Regions from separate parts of the Homo sapiens genome. Here region 2 is linked to region 1. Evidence: read pairs that join two places in POLR2A ChIA-PET (ENCODE). Cell type or tissue: HepG2. All regions are shown on one strand. Each heading gives the region's core, and the rest is flanking DNA. Links, peaks and the distances in the headings are about the cores only.

The links. ChIA-PET counts read pairs that join two places held together with the same protein. Peaks named below come from ENCODE experiments on the same cell type or tissue, not always from the same donor. Only the 100,000 strongest peaks of a DNase experiment are listed, where the experiment ranks them.
Region 2: POLR2A ChIA-PET joins it to region 1 with 8 read pairs; 2 of 35 experiments call an interaction of 5 or more read pairs at or near these places.

The regions. Positions count from the first base shown.
Region 1 is chr9:129,544,477-129,560,504 of GRCh38, forward strand. No RefSeq gene overlaps it. Among named protein-coding and RNA genes, the nearest start is that of LINC00963, 64 kb to the left of the region's middle. RefSeq lists enhancers at 3,639-4,139, 10,527-11,174, 11,822-12,469, 12,470-13,115, 13,764-14,409 and 1 more and a cis regulatory region at 14,487-14,500. In HepG2, for the core only: CTCF peaks have their summits at 4,750 and 8,926; DNase peaks (open chromatin) are centred at 4,805 and 7,665.
Region 2 is chr9:129,398,899-129,403,898 of GRCh38, forward strand. No RefSeq gene overlaps it. Among named protein-coding and RNA genes, the nearest start is that of LINC01503, 64 kb to the left of the region's middle. RefSeq lists an enhancer at 150-1,094. In HepG2, for the core only: no CTCF peak of the experiment used is centred there; no DNase peak of the experiment used is centred there; H3K27me3 peaks cover 3,478 bases.

The sequences.
Region 1 (16,028 bases), core at 4,648-9,647:
TTAGCCAGGCGTGGTGGTGCGCACCTGTAATCCCAGCTACTCAGGAGGCTGAGGCAGGAGAATCGCTTGAACCCGGGAGGCAGAGATTGCAGTGAGCTGAGATGGTACCACTGCACTCCAGCCTGGGCAACAGAGCAAGACTCCATCTCAAAAAAAAAACAAAAAAACCAAAAAAAAATGAGCCAGGTGTGGTGGCACGCACCTGTAATCCCAGCTACTCGGGAGGCTGAGGCAGGAGAATTGCTTGAACCTGGGAGGCAGAGGTTGCAGTGAGCCGAGATCATGCCACTGCACTCCAGCCTGAGCAACAGAGACACCGTCTCAAAAATAAATAAATAAAACTTAAAAAAATAAAAAATCACCCCTCCTACTCTCCACCTCCCCAGAGAAACCCCATATGCGGTGGACAGAAATGAGACCGAGATGTTTCTCAGAGGCAGAAGGAAGACAGGAACAGCTAGGGGTCTGGAAGTATTTGAGTCTCATGATCTCATCCTTACTCAGGGCTGCTCCATTCCTGTCCTTATCCCTGTTTTGTTTCACGTGGACTCCTAAGTTCTCCTTTTCCTTAGGCACATTCGGCTTGGTGTCTGTCATCGTATGTAACCTGAATACAAGCAGGGTACTAAATGTCCCAGTCATTTTCAAAAAATGATGGAGTGGCACAGTGTCTCACATGGTCCCAGGGTTCCCCTTTACACAAATACCTTCAAAATTCCACATTGGTGGCCACTGCTAAAAACAAGCTTTCCTTCTCTGTCTGCTTCTGAAACACCTCCCTAGCAGCTGATCCTACGTGCTTCCTTCCTTTGTGCCACATCAGCCCAGTCTTGGGTGGGGGGCTTCTGGTCCCACCTGCTGTTCTGCTCTTGGAGGGCCAGAGAATCCTAGATCTCCATGCCAGCCACGCAGCCCCCATCCTCCCCAGTCCCCTGGGGAAATCTTGGTGAGGAATTTCAGGTAACTCAAGTTTGCCTCCCTGTTGTACTGGAACCCATTCTCTACTTCTCAGAGCTCTTAAGCGGATTCAGTGCAAGGTGTTCAGCCCCGGTCTGACACAGGGCTGGGCCTTAAGAGTTCAGTATATGACGTATCTCCTTCATCCTCCACCCCAATGCCAACACAGAGCCTGGCCAAGCAGCACTTCCTCTAGAGGGAAATTTCCTCTAGTAGAAGGCAGAGAACGGGAGGAGCTCTAGACCACTGGGTAAGAGACTTCGGGGGCTACCGAATGACAGAGTTAAAAGGGACTTCAGGGCTGGGCATGGTGGCTCACGCCTGTAATCCCAGCACTTTGGGAGGCTGAGGCGGGTGGCTCACTTGAGGTCAGGAGTTCAAGACCAGCCTGACCAATATGGTGAAACCCCGTCTCTACTAAAAATACAAAATTTAGCTGGGTGTGGTGGTGTGTGCCCGTAGTTCCAGCTATTCGGGAGACTGAGGCAGGAGAATCGCTTGAACCTGGGAGGCAGAGGTTGCAGTGAGCCGAGATTGTGCCACTGCACTCCAGCCTGGGTGAGAGAGCGAGACTCCATCTCAAAAAAAAAAAAAAGGAAAGGGAAGGACTTCAGGCGTGAGCAACCAGGTTATTGCTCAACCTTGAATTTTTCTTCTGGAAGACTCTGGCATACACAGTCCCTTGTAGTAAGCTCCCAGCATGGAAGAAGGCACCAAGACAGAGACTGGGTAAGAACTGAGGGTCCATTGAAAGTCCTTAGAATCAATGCCCTTGAGCGGACAGACTCCCCAGCAGCCCTGCAGGCATTGTCAGAGGATAACCCGATGTTCTAACCCCTCCTGTCAGGCCACCATCATTCAAGCACAACTACACATGTGGAGGCCCAGCCGGGAAACCAGTAGCTGGTCAAACGCGTTGCAATAAATATATTTTCAGCCAATGATAACTATTTAATTGGGTCCTAATTAATGAATGTTCACAGAGCATTTGTGATGCTTCAGAGAACGGTCCCCTGAAAGACACAAGTGCTATGAGTCTATTAGCAGTGGCATTTTAAGGCACTCAAAATTGTAGGTGTGCTAGATCCCAGAAGATTACATTCACTGAAAGTGAACATTAAAATTAGTGCCCTTGTGTGACCCCACCTTTCTCCACTCCTTCTTTCCTCCTTCCTGCTTCCAGAAACATCACGGGTCTGACAGAGCCATGTGGTGGGAATAAGGCTCTTGTAGACTCACAACATTTGACTCTCAGGCTGAGAACTAGACCTTCTCACCTGGGACTCCACGGGGGCAGGTGTGGGTCTCCTTCATTCATGGCTGCACCCCAGCCCCTAGTGTAGGGCTGGCCTGGCACCAATAAGGGGCCTCATCTCTCAGAAGGATGAATACATGAAATGTTAGCCTCAACTTATCAGAGCGCTGGGCTCCCAGCCTCTCCATAGCAGGATCACAGACTGCTGGGCTCCTAGCACCCTAGACTGAAGGATGTGGAGGGCAGCACCCCTATTCTGCAGATGCAAAACCAAGAAACTTCAGGGCTTCCGCCTCACACTTCTGGTTGTTGGAGCAGGAGAGGAATGGAGAGAAGGAAGGAAAGGGGGCGAAGGAAAAGTCTTCTCTCCTGGTTATCAAGGGACACCCCATGAGCTGGGACAGCAACAGAAGCTCCCTCTCCCCAGAGGGCCCCAGGACCCCTCCACTTTCCCTGCTCTGCCCTCATTCTCCCCTCCACAGGGCCAGGAAAGGCAAGGTAGCTCTGGGAGCTGAGAAGATCCTGAAGGAAGAGTGTGGGCTGTGACCTGCCCCCATGGGCTGCACTCTCCCTCTCCCACGCTGGGGAATTCCACCAGGGCTCAGGGAGTTCTTTCATCCGCCCCTGGGTGAATCTTGGACTCTTTTTTTGAGATAGAGTTTCATTCTTGCTGCCATTACAATGGCACAATCTTGGCTCACTGCAACCTCTACCTCCCGGGTTCAAGCGATTCTCCTGCCTCAGCCTCCCAAGCAGCTGAGACTACAGGTGCACACCACTGCGCCTGGTTAATATTTTTGTGTGTATTTTTAGTAGAGATGGGGTTTCATCACGTTGGCCAGGCTGGTCTCGAACTCCTCGAACTCCTAACCTCAGGTGATCCGCCTGCCTCGGCCTCCCAAAGTGCTGGGATTACAGGTGTGAGCTACCGCGCCCGGCCAAAACTTGGACTCTTTTATTGAGCTGTTCTCCCTAATCCACCTTCCATTTCCACTCAATGGGACTCACTAGTTAGCGGGCTATGGATCCACTGGGGAGGGTTGTGTGGCCCAAGATGATGGAGAAAGAGCTCCAGTCGGTCCCGGGAGGCCTGGCCTTTTTTGGACCAGTTTCCCTGACTGGAAAATAAGCTTTGATTAGAAGAGCTCTGAGCCCCCTTGCAGCTCCAATCTGCTCAGATTTTATTTTTTTATGGACTCCATTCTTGAGCAGTGCAGCCTTGGGCAAGTCACCAAAGCGAAATCCTGGTAGCTCATCTGTAAAATGGGCACATTACTGGAGGAAGCCTGGCAGCAGGGGGGTGGGGGAGCTTCTCACCACTGCCCACTCCTTGCTGCACGTCTCTTGGGTCCACCTTGGAGGGGGTTCGCAGCTCACAGTTAAGAGCTCAGACCTGGGTGTCTGGCAAGGCTGGCTTTGAGTTCCAGCTTCACCGGTGACTGACTGCGTGTCAGCAGCTCAGGCCCTGCCTTTCAGTCTCCTCATCCATAGAAAGGAATGTAATGAGTACCAACTCCCTAGGATTGCTGGGAGACAATACCTTTAAGCTCATGGCATGTCCTAAGTGCCAACTCAGTGCCAACTGTCACTTTGTGATTGGCTGAAGTTTCCAGGGCTCACGGCCTGGAGAGGGCCACTGGCTCAGGGACAGAGCCAGAACCAGATCTTGAGGTCCCAAGGAGTGATGTACATGCAGCAGTGAGCACAGGCTGTTCCTGGCTGCCCTGTCCCCTCCCCACTTGCTACAAACCTTTCTCTGAGAAGCCCAGGATCTCACGGAGGCTCTAAGATCTGCAAGGGCCCGACCCATCTCTGGAAGAACCCTATGTGACAGGCCTCCTTCCCTCGTCTGCCCCTTCCCAGGCTCTGCAAGGCCAACTCTCCCAGAAGGCAGCAGCACGTCCTGCCTGCTGCTTTGCTGGGCTCAGAGGAAACCCTGTCCCAGCCCGCCGGAAGGTGGTGACTTCCCGGGCTGCTGTGTCCAGAGGCAAGCGGCCAGGCTCCACCAGGACCCGTGAAACAAGAACTGGAGCCTTGACCCTGGTTGGTCTGAGTGTGTGTGTGTCCTTGTGGAAGTCATGCTTTGGACCTTTGCCTTTGGCTCCCTGTTTGTTCCTGGAGTGCCATGATACACCCACCAGCCCTGGCCCAAATCCCCCTGCCTCCTGGACACTTAGCTCAGGCGTCTCAGCTGAGGCTCCCTCTCTATTTATGCACTGGGCTCCAGTATTTGCAGGCTTCTTTTAGAGCCTTAATAGTAAACTTTCCCAACTGGGGCTCACACCCATGGTTGTGCTTGAATGATAGTGGTCTGACATGAGGGGGTTAGAAAACTCGGTTATTCTCTGATGATGCCTGCAGGGCTGCTGGGGAGTCTGTCTGCTCAAAGGCATCGATTCTAAGGACTCCAAATGGACCCTCGGTTCTTGTCCAGTCTCTGTCCTCGTACTTCCTTCCATGCTGGAAGCTTACTAAAAGGGACCGTGTATGCCAAGAGCTACTGGTGTTATCTCCTTAAACCCTCCCAACCTAGCCCCATGAGGTGGCGCCGACTGACAATTCTATTCCCATTTGACAGCTGGGCCAGCTGAGGTTCCAAGTATAATTTGCCCAAGGACACACCCAGCCAGGAAGTGGAAGGGCGGAATTTAAACCCAAAGCTACTGACTGGACTCCAGAGTTCAGCTTTTACCCTCCTCCCTGGGCAGCCTCCACTCTGCCTGCCAGGGCCTGAGTTCTCAGAGGGCAGGGGCTGTTTCCGGCTCAGCCCAGGTGCCGTCCAGGGCCCAGTGCAAGGCCCAGGACCTGGCTGGTATCTAGGTGGCACCGAATGCATTCAGTCTACTGACAGAAGCAATACAATGTGTGTGCGTGACAGAGAGGCTGTCAGACACACAGGAACAGAGGGAGAGGAGAGAGAGAAAGAGAAAGAAAAATAGGAGGAGGCTCACGGGGTAGGCCGGTGTCTGGTCCAGAGCCCCTCAACCCACAGCCCAACCAGAGAGGAGGACCCCCGGTGCTGGAGAGTGGGACACCCGAGCCTACCCGCGGTGCTGGGCCCTACTCAAGGCTGTAAACCAGAATGTAGAGGTGGTAATAGGGAGCCGCAGATGGTCCGGGAGCAGGGGAGTGACGCAGTGCGGTGCCCACACCACCTGATTGGGTGCAGAAGACACCAGCCCAATCCCACGAGAGCTGGGCGGACCCGGCGGACCGCGAGGGAAGGAGGGGGTGGGCGCAAGTGGCAGCCCTCCTGCCCGTGTCAGAGCCCACGCGACCGCTCCAGGCGGGCTCGTTCTCGGGGGAGAGGGGACGGCCAGCGGGAGCGGCCGGACTCTGGGATTTGGGGAGGCCGTGGGGGAACGGTTCACTGGCCTTCTGGGGCGGAAAGCGGGCGAGGCGACCCCCAAGAGAGCCCCGGCCGGGACGCGCGGACCCCAGAAGCTCGGGCGGGGGCGCCCCTCGGAGGAATGTTTCCGGGGCCCGGACCGCGCCGCCGCCGCAGCCTTTCCTCCCTCTCCCCGCCCGGCTCGCCGGCCGCCCTCGCGCCCCCTCCAGGGCCCCCTATCTTCCCCCACCCGAACCCCACATCACTGCCCTCCGGGCCGGCTGCGCCCAGGCACTTGGTGCAGATGTAACCTCTCCGCGGGCCCCGCCTCCGCCGGGAAGCCGCGCGCGGTTGCCAGGAACGCGGCAGGCGATCGGAGCTGGACGGCGGCCCGGGCATCTCGGCACTGGCGGCGCTCGGCCCTCCTGGGCGGCCCTGGCCCGGCCCTCTCCCCACTGGCGCCGCTGCGCTTGCTCCGATTCCCTCCGCGGGGCTGAGCCTCTCCACCGCGCCCCTACCCTCCGATTCCGGTCTCTTCCGCTGCCTCGGATTCTTTCCCTCCTGTGTTCCCGCTCCTCCCCGATCACCTCCTACTCGCCCCCTTTCCTTCTGGAGCAGAGAGTACAAGAAAAGGGGTTCATCCACCCCACTCTTCGCCAGCCCGCTGTGGGGTGGTTGGGGTCCCCATGTCCCCCTTGGTAACACCTTCCCCACCGTCTCCCCAGGATCTCAGGAGCCCCCTCTCCCTCAGACAAACAGATCTTAAGCTGGGCTTTGTGGATGACCTTGGGTGGGGGGTGTCCCTGAAATTCTGTGTCACATTTGGGGTGCATTTGTCTGGAGAGAATCCAAACATTTCATCGGTTTCTCAAAGACACCAGTGGTTAAGAAAGGTTAAAAAAAAAAGCAGTCCCAGGTCGGGCGCGGTGGCTCACGCCTGTAATCCCAGCACTTTGGGAGGCCGAGGCAGGCAGATCACTTGAGGTCAGGAGTTCAAGACAAGCCTGGCCAACATGGCAAAACGCCGTCTCTACTAAAATACAAAAATTAGCTGGATGTAGTGATGCGCACCTGTAATGCCAGCTACTCCGGGAGGCTGAGGCATAAGAATCACTGCAGCCTGGGAGACCGAGGTTGCAGTGAGCTGAGATCTCACCACTGCACTCCAGCCTGGGCGTCAGGGGGAAACTGTGTCTAAAAAAATGAAAACAGGCCAGGTGCTGTGCGTGGCTCACAACTCTAATCCCAGCACTTTGGGAGGCCAAGGCAGGCGGATCACTTGAGGTCAGGAGTTCAAGACCAGCCTAGCCAACATGGTGAAACTCCGTCTCTACTAAAAATACAAAAATTAGCTGCACGTGGTGGTGCATGCCTGTAATCCCAGCTACTTGGTAGGCTGAGGCAGGAGAATCCCTTGAACCTGGGAGAAGGTTACAGTGAGCTGAGATCAAGCCACTGCATTCCAGCCTGGACGACAGAGCAAGACTGTGTTTCAAACAAACAAACAAACAGAACACCACAGCCCCAGTGATGCCTCCCATGCACCTTACTAATCTATGCAGCACTTATTTATTGAAGACCTACTATGCTCCAAGTGCATTCTAAGCCCTAGGGCTGCAGCTAGGAACTCTAGACAAGGACCTCACAGGAGACAAAGGGGTCATGACAGGTGCTCTGGGGCTGGGAAGGAACTGGGGAGAGGCATGAAAAGGAATGACAGGTGGGCTTCACCCAGGGCTGAGGTGTGGGGTGTCTCTGAGGACTTCACAGGGGCACTGGCACCTACCTGGCCTGCCCCCAGCCTCCCCACTTCCAGAACTTACCTTAGGAGTGCAGCCCTTGCCCACTCTGTTCCCACAGCTATGGTAAATAGGACTCAAAACATACTTGGGCCGGGGGGGTGGAGGTCCCCAACTCTACCCCACCCTCTGCTCTCAGTGAGCTGAGATCGAGCCACTGCACTCCAGCCTGGAGTAGGTAGAGCCCAGAGTGGCCCAAAGGTCTGTTATATGGAGACAGGCTCCAATTTTGAGTCTGTGTTTGTTTTATCGTTAAGAACAACAGCTAGCATGTATTGAGCACTTTCTATGCAGCAAGCACTGCAGTAAGCATTTTTTGTGCCTTTATTCACCACTTGAGCAAGTTTTCTACAGAGCCCCTCCCCTTGCCAGGCACTGTGCCAGATGCTGGGGCTATGCAGTGGGGAGGCAGACAGGCCCTTGCCCTCATGGAGCTCACAGACTGGTAGAAGAGACAACAAATGAATTCAGAACGAAGCGCAGCCTGTCATAAGGACCAGAAATGAAATCAGCGAGGTAATGAGATGGACAGCAACCAGCCAGCAAGGGAGGACGGGGCGGCTGCTTTGGATAGGGGTGGTGTCTTGGGCTATAACAAAATGCCTTAGACTGGGTCATTTATAAACAATAGAAATTTATTTCTCACAGTTCTGGCGGCTGGGAATTCCAAAGTCAAGGCACCAACAGATTTAGTGTCTGGTTAAGGACTTGTTCTCTGCTTCCAAGATGGTACCTTTTAGCTGTTTAGCTGTGTCCTCACATGGAGGAAGGGCAAAAAGGTCCAAGCAGACTGCTTCAGGCCCTTTCTTTCTTTTTCCTTTTTTTTTTTTTTTTTTTTTTTTTTTTGTGAGACAGAGCCTCTGTTGCCCAGGCTGGAGTGCAGTGGCAATCACGGCTCACTGCTACCTCTGCCTCCCAGGTTCAAGCTATCCTCGTGCCTCAGCCTCCCAAGTAGCTGGGATTACTGGCGCCTACCACCATGCCCAGCTAATTTTTGTATTTTTAGTAGAGGTGGGGTTGTACCATGTTGGCCAAGCTGGTCTCAAACTCCTGACCTCAAGTGATCCTCCTGCCTTGGCCTCCCAAAGTGCTGGAATTATAGGCATGAGCCACCACGCCTGGCCCTCAAGCCCTTTTTTAAAGGGATTAATTTCCTTTGTGAGGGCAGAGCCCTCACCACCTAATCATCTCCTGAAGGCCCTACCTCTAGTGCATTGGGGATTAAGTTTCAACGTGAATTTTGGAGGAACACAAACATTCAACCCATAGCAGGTGGGCAGGGGGCACTGGAGCTGAGACCTGAGGGTGAGAATGAGCTGGTCTCTCCAAAAGCCAGGAAGAACTTCAGAGGCAGAGGAACAGCCTATGAAAATGCCCTTGTCATTTTCACAAAAATCTTGTCAGGTGGATACCAGTACTGTGCCTGTTTTACAGATTAGGAAATTGAAGCTCAAAAAAGTGAAACTCCTTCTTGGATGGAGTCACCCCTCTGGGACCAGATGGAGCAACCCCTGGAACCCAGAGCTCCCCTCCCCTTTTCTCTGCCCCCTTTCCCCGACTTTGATCCTAAGAACTGGCCAGCAGGCCCTCTGCAGGCAGCAGTGTGTGGCAGTGTGCAGGAGAACGTGCTCAAGTCTGGATCAGGAGGCCTGAGTTCTAATCCTGTCCCTGCCTCTCCCAAGCAGGGTGATGTTGGGTGATTCACCTACCCTCCCTGGGCCTCAGTTTCCCTTCTGTGTCATCACCCCGGCTAGCTTAAGCAATAAGCATATCCTTATCCTAAGAATAACATACGGCATGCCTCTCACAAGGTCACAGTCCAGCAAAGTCAAGGACATAGAGAGCTTAACAGACGATGCACACCCAGAAAGTGCTTGATGTAATCTGATCATAACTGTCATCCGATTAAATCAAGTGTTGTTACAGAAGTGGTTTTTAACCTGGCAAAAATGAGACAGGGTTTTTTGTTGCTGCAGGGCATCAACGGAAAGGGCAAGAGGGGTTGCCTTCTGGGTCTAGCTCTGTCACCCAGGCTGCAGTGCCATGGTGCAATCATGGCTCACTGCAGCCTCGACTTCCTGGGCTCAAGCAATCCTCCCTCCTCAGCCTCCTGAGGAGCTGGGACTACAGACGCATACCACCATGCCCAGCTGGTTGTATTTTTTGTAGAGACGGGGTTTTGCTATTGCCTCAAACTTTTGCTAAAGGGTGTCTGGCAGCATGGCCCCATACCCCCTTTAATGCTCTTCCCCAAGCACTTGATCCCTGTGTGTCTCTTAAGGACGCAGCTCTAGCAGGTGCCATCTGCACCTTTGCCCATCAGGTACAAGGAGGAGATTCTGCTCACTTAGTCCTTTCCTTAGCAGGAGCTGACTCAGACCCCACTGTGCTCCCCCGCTGAGGTGCAAGAGACAGGAGGCAAGAAACGCTGAGCTGAGAGAATGGAGAATCTCACAGCTGGTGGTAAATTAGCAGTGAGGGCCAGGCGGGTGGCTCACACCTGTAATCCCAGCACTTTGGGAGGCCGAGGCGGGTGGATCACTTGAGGCCAGGAGTTTGAGACCAGCCTGGCCAACACAGTGAAACCCCGTTTCTACTAAAAATACAAAAAATTTGCCGGACATGGTGGTGCACGCCTGTAATCCCAGCTACTCGGGAGGCTGAGGCAGGAGAATCGCTTGAACCAGGGAGATGGAGGTTGCAGTGAGCTGAAATCGAACCACTGCACTCCAACCTGGGTGACAGAGCGAGACCCCGTCTCAAAAAAAAGTAAAGAGAAAAGAAAAAAAGGAAAGAGAAGGTGGGACCAGGTCTTCGAGGCCTGAGGGCCACACAGGGGAGTCTGCTTGGATGGCATGGCTTCCTTTTCCGCACGCTGCCTCAGAGGGGATGCTTTTGGCTGTAAGTAACAGGAAATCTGACCCCGGCTAGCTTAAGCAATAAGGATATCACATGGCACAACACAACAGGAAGCCCAGAGGTGGGCAGTCCTCTGGAGTCCCTTCTTCAGTGGGAGCTTATTCCTCAGGGAGCAGCGGAGGCCACCTGCTTCCTTCCTTGAGCCCAGCAGGAGGGAGAGAGGGCCTCCTGGGTCCAGCCTGGACCAACCTAGATCCCCAGGAGATGCTGCTGTGTGCTGATTGGCTTAGACCAGAGCTCCTGAACCAATCAACTGCCAAGGAATTGGCTGAGCCTAAACAAGGCCGGCACCTAGAGCTGGCTCATCCCCCAATCCAGTGCCGCTACACACTGATAAAACAGAAGGGCAGGCCAGCGAGGTGGTTCATGCCTGGGAGGCTGAGGTGGGATGATCACTTGAGTCCAGTAGTTCAAGACTACCTAGGCAGTATGGCAAAACCCTATCTGTACAAAAAATACATAAATTGGCCAGGCGTGGTGGCACATGCCTATAGTCCCAGCTACTGAGGAGGCTCAGGTGAGAGAATCCCTTGAGCCTGGGAAGTCGAGGCTGCAGTGAGCTATGATTGCACCACTGCACTCCAGCCTGGGCAATAGAGCAAGACCTCATCTCAAAAAAAAAAAGGAGGATGTTTGGTTCTTGTTTGCAAAAGACCATTCACTGCAGGGACAGGGACAGGGGCTTGGAGCCTGAGCCCCCCCTCAACCAGGCTTAGAGTGTGAGGGGCTGTGTCCACCTCTTCCTGGTCTCTGCCGCATCCAGCAAGCACAGGGCCAGGCATTTCTCAGCCCAGCATAGTCTGCACCACCCAATGCCTACAGATGAACCCACAGATTAATCATCCCGTGCCAAGTCCTGTGCTGGGCACTGGGATGCAAAATCTCTGGTGGGGACCACAGAAAAGAAATAGCACAGGGATAAGATGGCAGCAAATAGCAATAAAGGCCCCACTGTCAGAGGCATGTGAACCAGAGCAACTCCATCTTGAATGGGGCTGGGTAAAATCAGGCTGAAACCTACCGGGCTGCGTTCCCAGATGGTTAAGGCATTCTAAGTCGCACAGGATGAGACTGGAGGTCGGCACAAGGCACAGGTCATAAAGACCTTGCTGATAAAACAGGTTGCTATAAAGAAGCTGGTTAAAACCCAACAAAACTAAGATAGTGATGAGAGTAACCTCTGGTCGTCCTCACTGCTACACTCCCACCAGCGCCACGACAGTTCACAGATGCCATGGCAACGCCAGGAAGTTGCCCTATATAACCTAAAAAGGGGAGGCATGAACTGCCGGGAGCAGGGCCAGCAGTTGGGAAAGTCCGGGCGGCCCTCCGTCTCAGGCTGGGAAGGCCCTTGTTTAGCATATCATCAAGAAATAACCATTAAAGTGGGCAACAAGCAGCCCTGGCTGCTATGTCTATGGAGTAACCACCCTTTTTTATTTGATGGAGTCTCACTCTGTCGCCAGGTTGGAGTACAGTGGGGAGATCTCGGCTCACTGCAACCTCCGCCTCCCAGGTTCATGTGATTCTCCTGCCTCAGTCTCCCGAGTAGCTGGGACTACAGGCACTGGCCACCACACCTGGCTAATTTTTTGTATTTTTAGTAGAGACAGGGTTTTACCAGGCTGGTCTCGAACTCCTGACCTCAGGTGATCCACCCGCCTCGGCCTTTTGCCCAAGATCCAAGAACCCTCTCTTGGGGTCTGGATCGGGATCCATGGTGGGATCGGGATCCCACCATGATAACTGAACCAAAGAACAAGATCTGGGGTGAAGGGATGGGAGATGCTGTGAGACCAAGTGGTCAGGGACGGTGTCTCTGAGAAGGTGACGGTTAGGCTGAGACCTGAAAGCTGAGAAGGAGCCAGTCACTCCAAGGACAGGGGGCGGAGTGGCTCCTGGCTGAGAGAACAGCATGTGCCAGGGCCCTGTGTCAATGCCTGCTCCTGGTGGGGTACTGGGGAATAAAAAGTCACATCAGTCCCTGCCTCTCCTCAAAGACAGGTGACCCACAGCGCTTCACATATCATTGCCCAGGACCAGCAACAATAGGCCTGGCCATTAGCAAGGGGATGAACAGACAGGGAAATACTACTGAACAATGGCAGGGGAGGGCTACGGAGACAGGCCTGGACAGGGACAGGTCCCAAATAGTACGCTGGGCAGAAACCAGGAGAGGCAGAGTGCGTGCTCTGATTTCAGTTGGGTGAAAAGGCAAAACTGTCGGTGGTGATGGAGGTCAGGCTGGCGGTTCCCTCTGGAGGGATGGAAGCCATCGGCTGTCTTGCCAACAAACATGTAAGAAATTGTGGGTTATACGTTGAAGATCAGGGCATTTTACCAAACGTAAAATATACATCAAGAAAGTACTAAAAAGAAAAAGTACTAAAAATAAGAGAAGATACTATGTGGCCTACAAGGAAAGAAAGAATCCCCCTCCCCACAGCCCACCTCCTTCAAACCAGGAATCTCCTGGCAAGCTTTGTTCCGAGGTCAGCTTCGGGGCAGAAAACAACAGTCCCCGCTCCCTTCCAGAAAAACAACCCAAACCCCATCCCCCATCATCTACAGAGGATGGGGCTGGGGCCTTCCCCCTTCTCTTCTCCTCCCGGCTCCTTCCTCCTCCCTCCTAAGGCCCAAGGTCCAGAAGGGGGTCCCAGGGTGGGGACAGGGTGGTCCAGGAGCAGGTCTAGCAGTTGGGAAAGTCCGGGCAGCCCTCAGTGTCAGTCTGGGAAGGCCTGGGCCTCGCCCGCAGCTGGGCTGTATGTAACCCGAGCCTCTGGCTAAGCGGATTTCTCCCAGGGCAGGACCCCCTCCGGTTCTGGAATGCAGCCTGGGGCGGGAGGTGGAACTGAAGAGGGGGTAACAAAGGGTGACACCGCTTTGAAACTCCGCTTCCTGCCCCCCACCAGCCTCCAGCCTGAACAAACACGCCCTCTCCTCGCTGGGCCTTTGTTGGGAGAGGTGGGGCTGGCCCAGGGCTGCGGTGGCAGCTTCCGCCCCTGCCAGGGCAACCCCAGCCAGGCTGGGGTCAGGGCTTCCACCCTCACCCCCACCACCCATCCTCCAGGCCCAGAAGCCCGAAGCCCACCTCCCACTCCCCTCTCCCCTTGGTTTCTCGAGGGTTCCTACTTGAGTGGGGGCGCCAGTGCTAGGCCCACCCGGTCAGGATCCAGATTGGCCCCCCATGCTGGGGACCTGGCTGTCAGGGGGGTCGTAACACCTTCCAAAGAGACACCCTGTCCCCACATCCCCACCATGGTGGTCCCCGCCTCACCCCTGTCCGCTGGGGCTCAGTCTAGCTTTTTCCCTGTCTGTCTCCTTCTTACCCTGCACACCCTGAAAACTCATCTCCATCCAACTCTGCCTCACTCTCCTCTCCCACCCCACCATTCCCACGTGCATACCGGGGCCCCAGCACACAAGATCCCCAAGCCCAGGCTATCCCGTCCCAGTGCCAGGACAAGACCACCAGCCCGGGTCCTCGGAGCCTCCCTCTCCCCGACGCCCCCTGGGACCCTCCCCTTGGCTGCTCACTCCCCTGGGGACTGTCCTCTGGCCATCCTGCTCCAGCCTCCACTGCGGGGACCCTCAGTCCCCTCCTCAGCCACCAGGCCACAAACCCTGCAGGACAGCCAGGCGCAGCGGATGGGGTGGCCTGGCGGCCAGGCCACTGGAGGCAGTCCCCAGGGAGCCCCGGCGAAAGGGAAGCAAGGATAGAAGTCATCTCGATGGCAACAGCCCTGAGGAAAAGGGGGTGCCGCCAAAGGTGAGCCAGGCTGGAGTGGGCTGGGAGCCTGCCAAGGACCCTGACGGCACCAAACCAGTGGGATATGGGCCAGTTGCACGGACCCTGCGGGGCTCCTCGGGACGTCTCCCCTCCACCAGCTGTGCTGATTTCACCCACACTGCCCGGGGGTCTCCCCTGGGCTCCCTAGCACTCCTGTGCCATCCCTGCCATGCACAGACCACTTTGAGCTGTCCTTGTCTCCATTGCCCCGCCCCCCTCCCCTGCCCATCTGGACTCCAGGGCCCTGCTAATCGCCAGGCACAGGGTGAGGGAAGGAAGGAAGGGAGGGAGGGAGGGAGGGAGGGAGGGACAGAGGGAGGAATGCTCCACCAACTACTCAGGTGCAGGCTGCCCCGACCTTGCAGGTCACGCCCACCCTCCGGGGAGGAACTGGCCCCAGCCTGGTGCTGGTCATTAACTCAATGCCTGGACTCGCCTGGTTAATGAATAATTAAGCTGGACAGAGTCTGACCTCGGGATGACCTTGAGCTGCCCGCTGCAATGTCCTCCCCCAGTTGGATATGTGACCCATTCAGAGCGACCCTGCTCTTCTTCCTCCCTATTGGTAGGTTCTGAATCCTGGGGAAGGACCAGACAGGAGAAGTCCTGACCCCAACTCCCGAGGGCCCCGGCCAGCCCAGGAGGCCACCACTCCAGCACACAGGGCATGAGGGACTCCTTTCTCTCCACACTCCTTGCACGTGGGCTTCCAGCGCTGAGCGACGCTAGGTCCAGCTCTTCCCCTACCCACAGCCACCCCACCCCTGAGTTTCAGTTTCTCCATCAGTCACCCAAGGAGGATGGGCTCAGCATGACTGTGATTCCCTCCATGTGGCTGTGGAAATGGGTGAGCATGTGGCAGTTGGAGCCAGATGCCTTGGAGACCACTTTGTCATGCATAAAACAGAACTTCAGAGCCGTAACCAGCTAGAAAGAAGCCCACAGCAAGCTGGGGGGACTGGGAGGAGGATAGGGTCTGCTGACCCACAGTCCTGGCCTGTCTCCCCTTTATGCTAACCCTCCCTGTTGGGCTTTGTCCATTATTCAATTCAATTCATTCATTCATTCATTCAGCAGCTATGTTAGGCAGGCCTCTGCATGAGCGGCCAGGGTGAACCAGGCAGGGTCTTGCCCTTGGGGAGGCCCAATCCAAGGGACGGAACCATCCAGAGCACTCAGCGCAGGTTTGCAGAGGACAGAGGCCCCCTCCCCTACCTGAGAGGTCAGAGGGCACCTGCAGCAGGGCCTCTCCCATGCTGAGCCTCAAGGAAGGGAAGAGAAGAGGGAGGCAGGAGCTCCTGGAGGAGCAACCGCAAGAGCAAAGGACTTGCAGAGAGAATGTTCCATTGGGAAAATTCCTAGCAGTTCGGTTTGCTTGGCTGTCTTGAGACACAATGAGCCACAGATAAGAGTTTTAAAAAAAGACTATAAGGAGCAAAAGGTTTGAAGCCGGGGTTTGAACCTGGGGAGAGTCTTGGTCAGATCTATTAAGTAATTGCGGTTTTTGCAATTCCTTTTTTTTTTTTTTTTTTGAGACAGAGTCACTCTGTCGCCTAGGCTGGAGTGCAGTGGCGTGATCTCAGCTCACTGCAGCTGTCGTCTCCTGGGTTCAAGCGACTCTCCTGCCTCAGCCCTGCCCCCCCACCCCCCCAGGAGCTGGGATTACAGGCGTGTGCCACCATGCCCAGCTAATTTTTGTATTTTTAGTGGAGACCAGGTTTCACTATGTTGGCCAGGTGGGTCTCGAACTCCTGACCTCAAGTGATCCAACTGTCTTAGCCTCCCAAAGTGCTGCGATTACAGGCATGAGCCGCTGTGCCTGGCCTACAATTACTTTTAATTGCAAAAACCACAGTTACTTTTGCACCAACCTAATACACTCTGGAAAGACGGCCCTGGCTGCTGCTGCGTGGAAAATGGCTTGAATGGAGCAAAGCCGCAGCCCTGGGTAGCTATAAGGGATCACCCGGGCAGAGGGAA
Region 2 (5,000 bases), core at 1-5,000, 150 kb before region 1:
GATTGTGCCCAACAGCCCCCAGGTGATCCTGTCCTGAAGTCCTTTGATGCTATAGCCAGGGCAGGGCCCCTCTTGAACGCCTCGTGTCTGCTTCTGAGGCCCCAGGGAAGGTGGCAGGCTCCCCGAGGGTCATCTGAGCTCAGCTTCTGGTCCTCTGTGAGGCAGAGCTGCCTGGGGACCCCTTGCCCACCTGGCATCCTGAGGTGACAGCTCCGGCTGGCTTGCCCCTCGCTTCCCTCCCCTACGTTACAACTTGCCATATTTTGTGGCCCGAGGGCTGAGAATTCCAACAGGCAAGAGCAGGGATGGGACCGCCCACCCAGTTCCAGTCGTGTGTCTTACTAATTATGCCACACACCGGAAAACTTAATTAAATCGATGCTTGGTGTGTAATTTCAACTAGTTTGGAAGTCAGGGGAAATCAAACAAACAGCCGCATGGCCCAGCCAGCCCCCGTCACCTTGGCAAAATCCCGCTGGGTCCCGGGTGCTGGGGTCCCGCCCTGTTCGGCTGTGGTGAAAATGCCTCCTTCTCTCAGGGTCCCCAGAGGAAACCCCTGGTCCCTCCACTCCGCAGCCTCAATTACAAACACGCACACACATATGCCCCACAGACATGCACATGCACACACACACACACGTGCACACACACACACAGCAGGAGTTGCAGGAGGAAGCCAGGCAGCCAGCGGGGACCCAGGAGGGTGGGAACACCCCAAGAACCAGGGCTGGTTTTCTTTCTTGCATTAAATGTTTATGCAGACAGCAGGAGAAATACACAAGGAAAGGCCAGGCGTCCCGAACGCAAGTCCAGCGCCTGAGCTTCCTGAGCTTCCTGGCATTCATTTCCAAGTCTCTCTTGGGCCCTCCCCCTCCTTCTCTCTGTTCCTCTTTGGGACACACCTGTGCTCTATGTTCTGCATGGAGGGGGACCTCAGCCACAGGCAGTCCTTGTCCCACAGGGGCCCAGGAAGAGCGTCCCGGTAGACAGCAGTGGCAGAGGGAGACCCCAGAGGTACAGAGGCGGAGGGGACAGGAAGCCACTGCTGGGCTGGACCTGGGCGTCCTCTAGCTCATCCCAGTGTGGGGTTTTGAACTGTGTACTCTGTCAGCAAAGAGAATTTGGAGATAAACAGAAGAGGGGCTCCAAGGCAGTGGGAGAAGCTCAAGTGAACATTTACTCAACAGCCTCCACCACCAGAATCTTTCTCCGGGGCTGAAGACGTGTGGGGTGGCACATAGCGTCACACAGGACAGACAGGCCCTGCGGAGGAGATGCGGTACCGTGAGACGCGAGGGAGCACACGGACGTCAGGAGAAGCCTGTGGCTTCCCACTCCCCTTAGAATAGTCCCCAGAGGCCACCCCTAGTTTGCGGGTGAGGAAACTGAGGCCCAGAGACCTGAGTCAGTGCGTGGCATACATTGAAGCAAATTTGAAGAGGCTCAGCCTCGGTGGGTGGCTGCGTGCTGGTGAATTGTGACTGAGGGGGCACACAGGGACAGGGACGGTGCTCAGGGCAGGCCTCTCGGGGGGTTTTGAGCTGGGGCCCAATGGACCAAGTGTTGGCTCTGGGCCGGGCACGGGGCTTTTTTTGGCAGGCGTCTCACTTCTGGGTAGCCTGCCCGTGGCTGCATTCTAGAGACCAGGAGACTGAGGCCCACAGAGCTTACGAGGCAGCCTGCGTTCTCAGGGTTGGGGAGAGTAGCCAGGGGCTCGGACCTCGCCGTGCCACACTCGCCCGTCCACCATGCCGCCCTGTTCTCACAAGGCCATGGCGCTCCCAGCACACAGGAGGAGCCCAGATGGGAAAGGGCTGGAGCATGAACGTGACGAGGCCTTGCCTTCGGAGGGGTGAAGGTCATCCCAGGGTCCCCCGGCCCCCCTGCGCACTCCCAGAGGGACGGCCCTGCAAGCGGTGGCCACCCGGACCTTGCAGGGGTGAGGCCCCAGGCTGCCGAGGAACGAAGGAGGGGCTGCTCTCGCTTCCCACGTTCCCGGGCCCTGGGTCCCTCAGCCTCCCGGTGGCCCCGCTACCCAGCTCTCACTGACACCAGCTCAGGAGCAAGCAGGAGACTACCCGGTGACCTGCCAGGTTCAGGCCTGGGCTCCAACCCTGCGGGCCACTCCCGGCCTGGCCACCCCACCGCATCTCCAAGCCCCATCTCCCTCTTGGGGACCGTGTCTCTGGGTTTTGTGAGGCTGAATTCTTCTCAGCTCTCAGGTGTTAAGACCATCTCCTCCAAGAGGCCTCCCTGAGCCCCGGCCCCCACGATGATCCTGCTGGCATTCTCTCTCCTCCTCAGGCGGCTCTGGGTTTCTTCCTGTCTAGGTGGAATGGGCTACTTCCTGCCATGCTGTCCCTCTACTCCCAGGATCCAAGGCAGACCGGAGACTGGCCAGTAGATGCAGGTGACTCCAGGGGACAATCCGGGTCCCTTCTCCTCCGGGGTGCTCGAGTCCTGAATTGACTTGGAATGTCCGGGCCCAGCCCCTGCTCTGGGCCCTGCTAGGTCACTGGTGGGTCTTCTCCAAGGAGCCGGGCCCTAGCCTAGGCCCACCCTTCCAGTGACCCCAACAAAAGGAGGGTGGGGGCCTCTGTCTGGAGCGGGCCTGGAAGGGGAACCCACTGCTCAACCCTGACAGCCCCTGCCACACTCCCCAGGATCCAGTAGTGGGGCAAGGGGGTGGGAGGGGCACGGGGATGGGAGGAGACCAGCGTAGGTGCTGAGTCTCTTGGTGGTCTGTGCCTCAGAGCCCCAGAGACACTTCACCCCTCCCTGCCCCCCTTTCTCCTGCCCTCCCTCCCTCCCTTCTTCCTCCCTCCTCCCTGTCCTGCCCTCTTCCTTCTCCTCCCCCCTTCTCCCTCCCCCTCCTTATCTCCCTCTTTCCCTCCTTCTCTCCCTCCCTCCCTCTCCCTTCTCCCTCCCACCTTCCCTCCCTCATCTCCCCAACCTCCTCCCCAGCCCTGCCCTTCACAGCTCTGCTCTCCCTGTTCCTGAGGTTCTCTTGGTCCCTGCCTCTCCCCTTTTCTCTCTCCATTTCTTTCCTCCCCACCTCACCCCCATCCAAGAGAGGGGCCGTGGGGGGCAGAGGCTTGCAGTTCCCAAAACAGTCATCTCTCTGCATCTGCACCTCTGCAAAACTGGGCGCTCTGGAAAACTGAGGCTGCCTGAGCCTGAACCTGCAGCCCTGCTCCTCAACTCCTCCCCACGCTCCTCCCTCCTCCCTCCTCCCCACCTCCTCCCTGCTCCCCAACTCCTCCCCACCCTCCTCACTCCTCCCCACCCTCCTCCCTACTCTCCTCCTCTTCTTTCCTGCCCCCTCCCTCCCCCTCCTCCCTCCTTCACCCTCTTCCCTCTCAAGCCAGTATTTTTAGCTCGCTGCTGTGCATTCGTGTGCAGGGTGCTCTCTGATGCCTGGATGAGGTTTTATCTGTCGTGGTAACCCCAAGGGCAGCTGGCAGACTTTTTCCTCTTAAGTTTGGAGCGCACTCCCCTCTTCCCCAGCTCGGGCCTTGGCTGGATTGGGGCAGGTCTCTCGCCTGCCTGGGTCTGGGGCCCGGGCTCTGCGTCCAGGCTGCCCGGCCTCCCCTCCCTGCCGCTGCCTCCTTCGCCTGCTCCCCCTCCTCTTCCTCCTCCTCGGCCTCGGGCCTTTGTCTCTGGAAGACCCGGAGCTGCTGGAGCGCCTGCCCGCGCCGCACCCGGGCTCTGCAGCCTCTCGCCGCCTTCCCCTCCCTTCTCTTCTCATTTAGCCCTTTCCTCGGGCAGCCTCTCTCAAGGCTCCAATCCTTCTGCATTTGTTCCTCGCCTTCCCTGCCTTCCTTTTTCCACCTCCTCCTTTTCTCCCTCCCCCTTTTCTCTCCTCTCCTGACACTGTTCTCCTTGCCTTTAGGGAATGGAAAAAACCCCACAGTTGGAATGTGGGGACCCCAGCTTCTCTCCCCCATCCCATATTTTTCTCTGCCCTCAGCAGCCTCCCCCTGGACAACAGGGTGGGGGGGGGAATCGGGGGGGGCATTGTGAGGGGATTCTGGGGCTGAGGGGTTTCCTGGAGCCCACGTCTCCAAGGCGAGCCTTCTGCAGGGCCCACCCTGACGCCCATGCCTTTCTGGGACTCTCTGGGGTCCAGCCTGGCTCTGGTGGGACCCCCATGTGGCCTGGGCAGGAGCCAGCACAGCTCTTCTCCTTCCCCAGGCTGTCTCTGTCCCTACAACCTGGGTTCTCAGAGATTTCTTCTCAAGGCACCTCCCTCCCTCTTCCCCGATCTGGCACCAACCTGAATTTACCTTTAAGAATATCACTTAAAATAAGCAACCTGTTGTCCTCAGCACTTTACAGCTTGCACATCTCTCTGCTCAGGTCATGGCAACTATGTACCTTGGGCCCTATTTCACTCTCCCTGGTGATAAAGGAGGCACGTGCCCAGCACCTCGGGCGCTGCCATCAGACCCACCTGAACTGGACCCAGGTCTCACCTCACTGAGCCTTCATGCGAGCACCAGGCTGAATACCTTCTTGGGGCTCAGAGACTCAGAGAGGCAGTGTCCTCCGCCCGAGGTCACACAGCCCCAGCTGGTGCAGAGGAGGTGTTTGGGGGCTAAGTGTGAGGAGCTTGCGACCTCGGGGGACTCTACCATCTCCTTTTGGGGCTGGTCTCATGCCTGTCCTCTCCCCAGGTCAGGATGGGGCCGGGACTGAGGGAGCCCCCACTTTGCTTCCTCACCTACTCCTGACCCCCCGGGCTTTTCTGTGGGGCTGACTCGGGATGGTTGGTGGAGAAGGTGCTGCCTGTCCTCCTTGTCCCATCCAAGACCCCCAGCCTCGGTACCCCTCTGTCCACTCCACTCTCTGGGCCCCCTGTTGCAGTCTGGACTCAGCTTTCCTCCTCCTCCCCTCTCCTCTCTCCCTCAGGCCTCTGCTTTCCTGATTCTTCTACCTGGGCTGGCCCCTGGCTGGGCCCCCTCCAACCCCTCTCTTGTCCCTCTCTCCAAGGGCCTCTC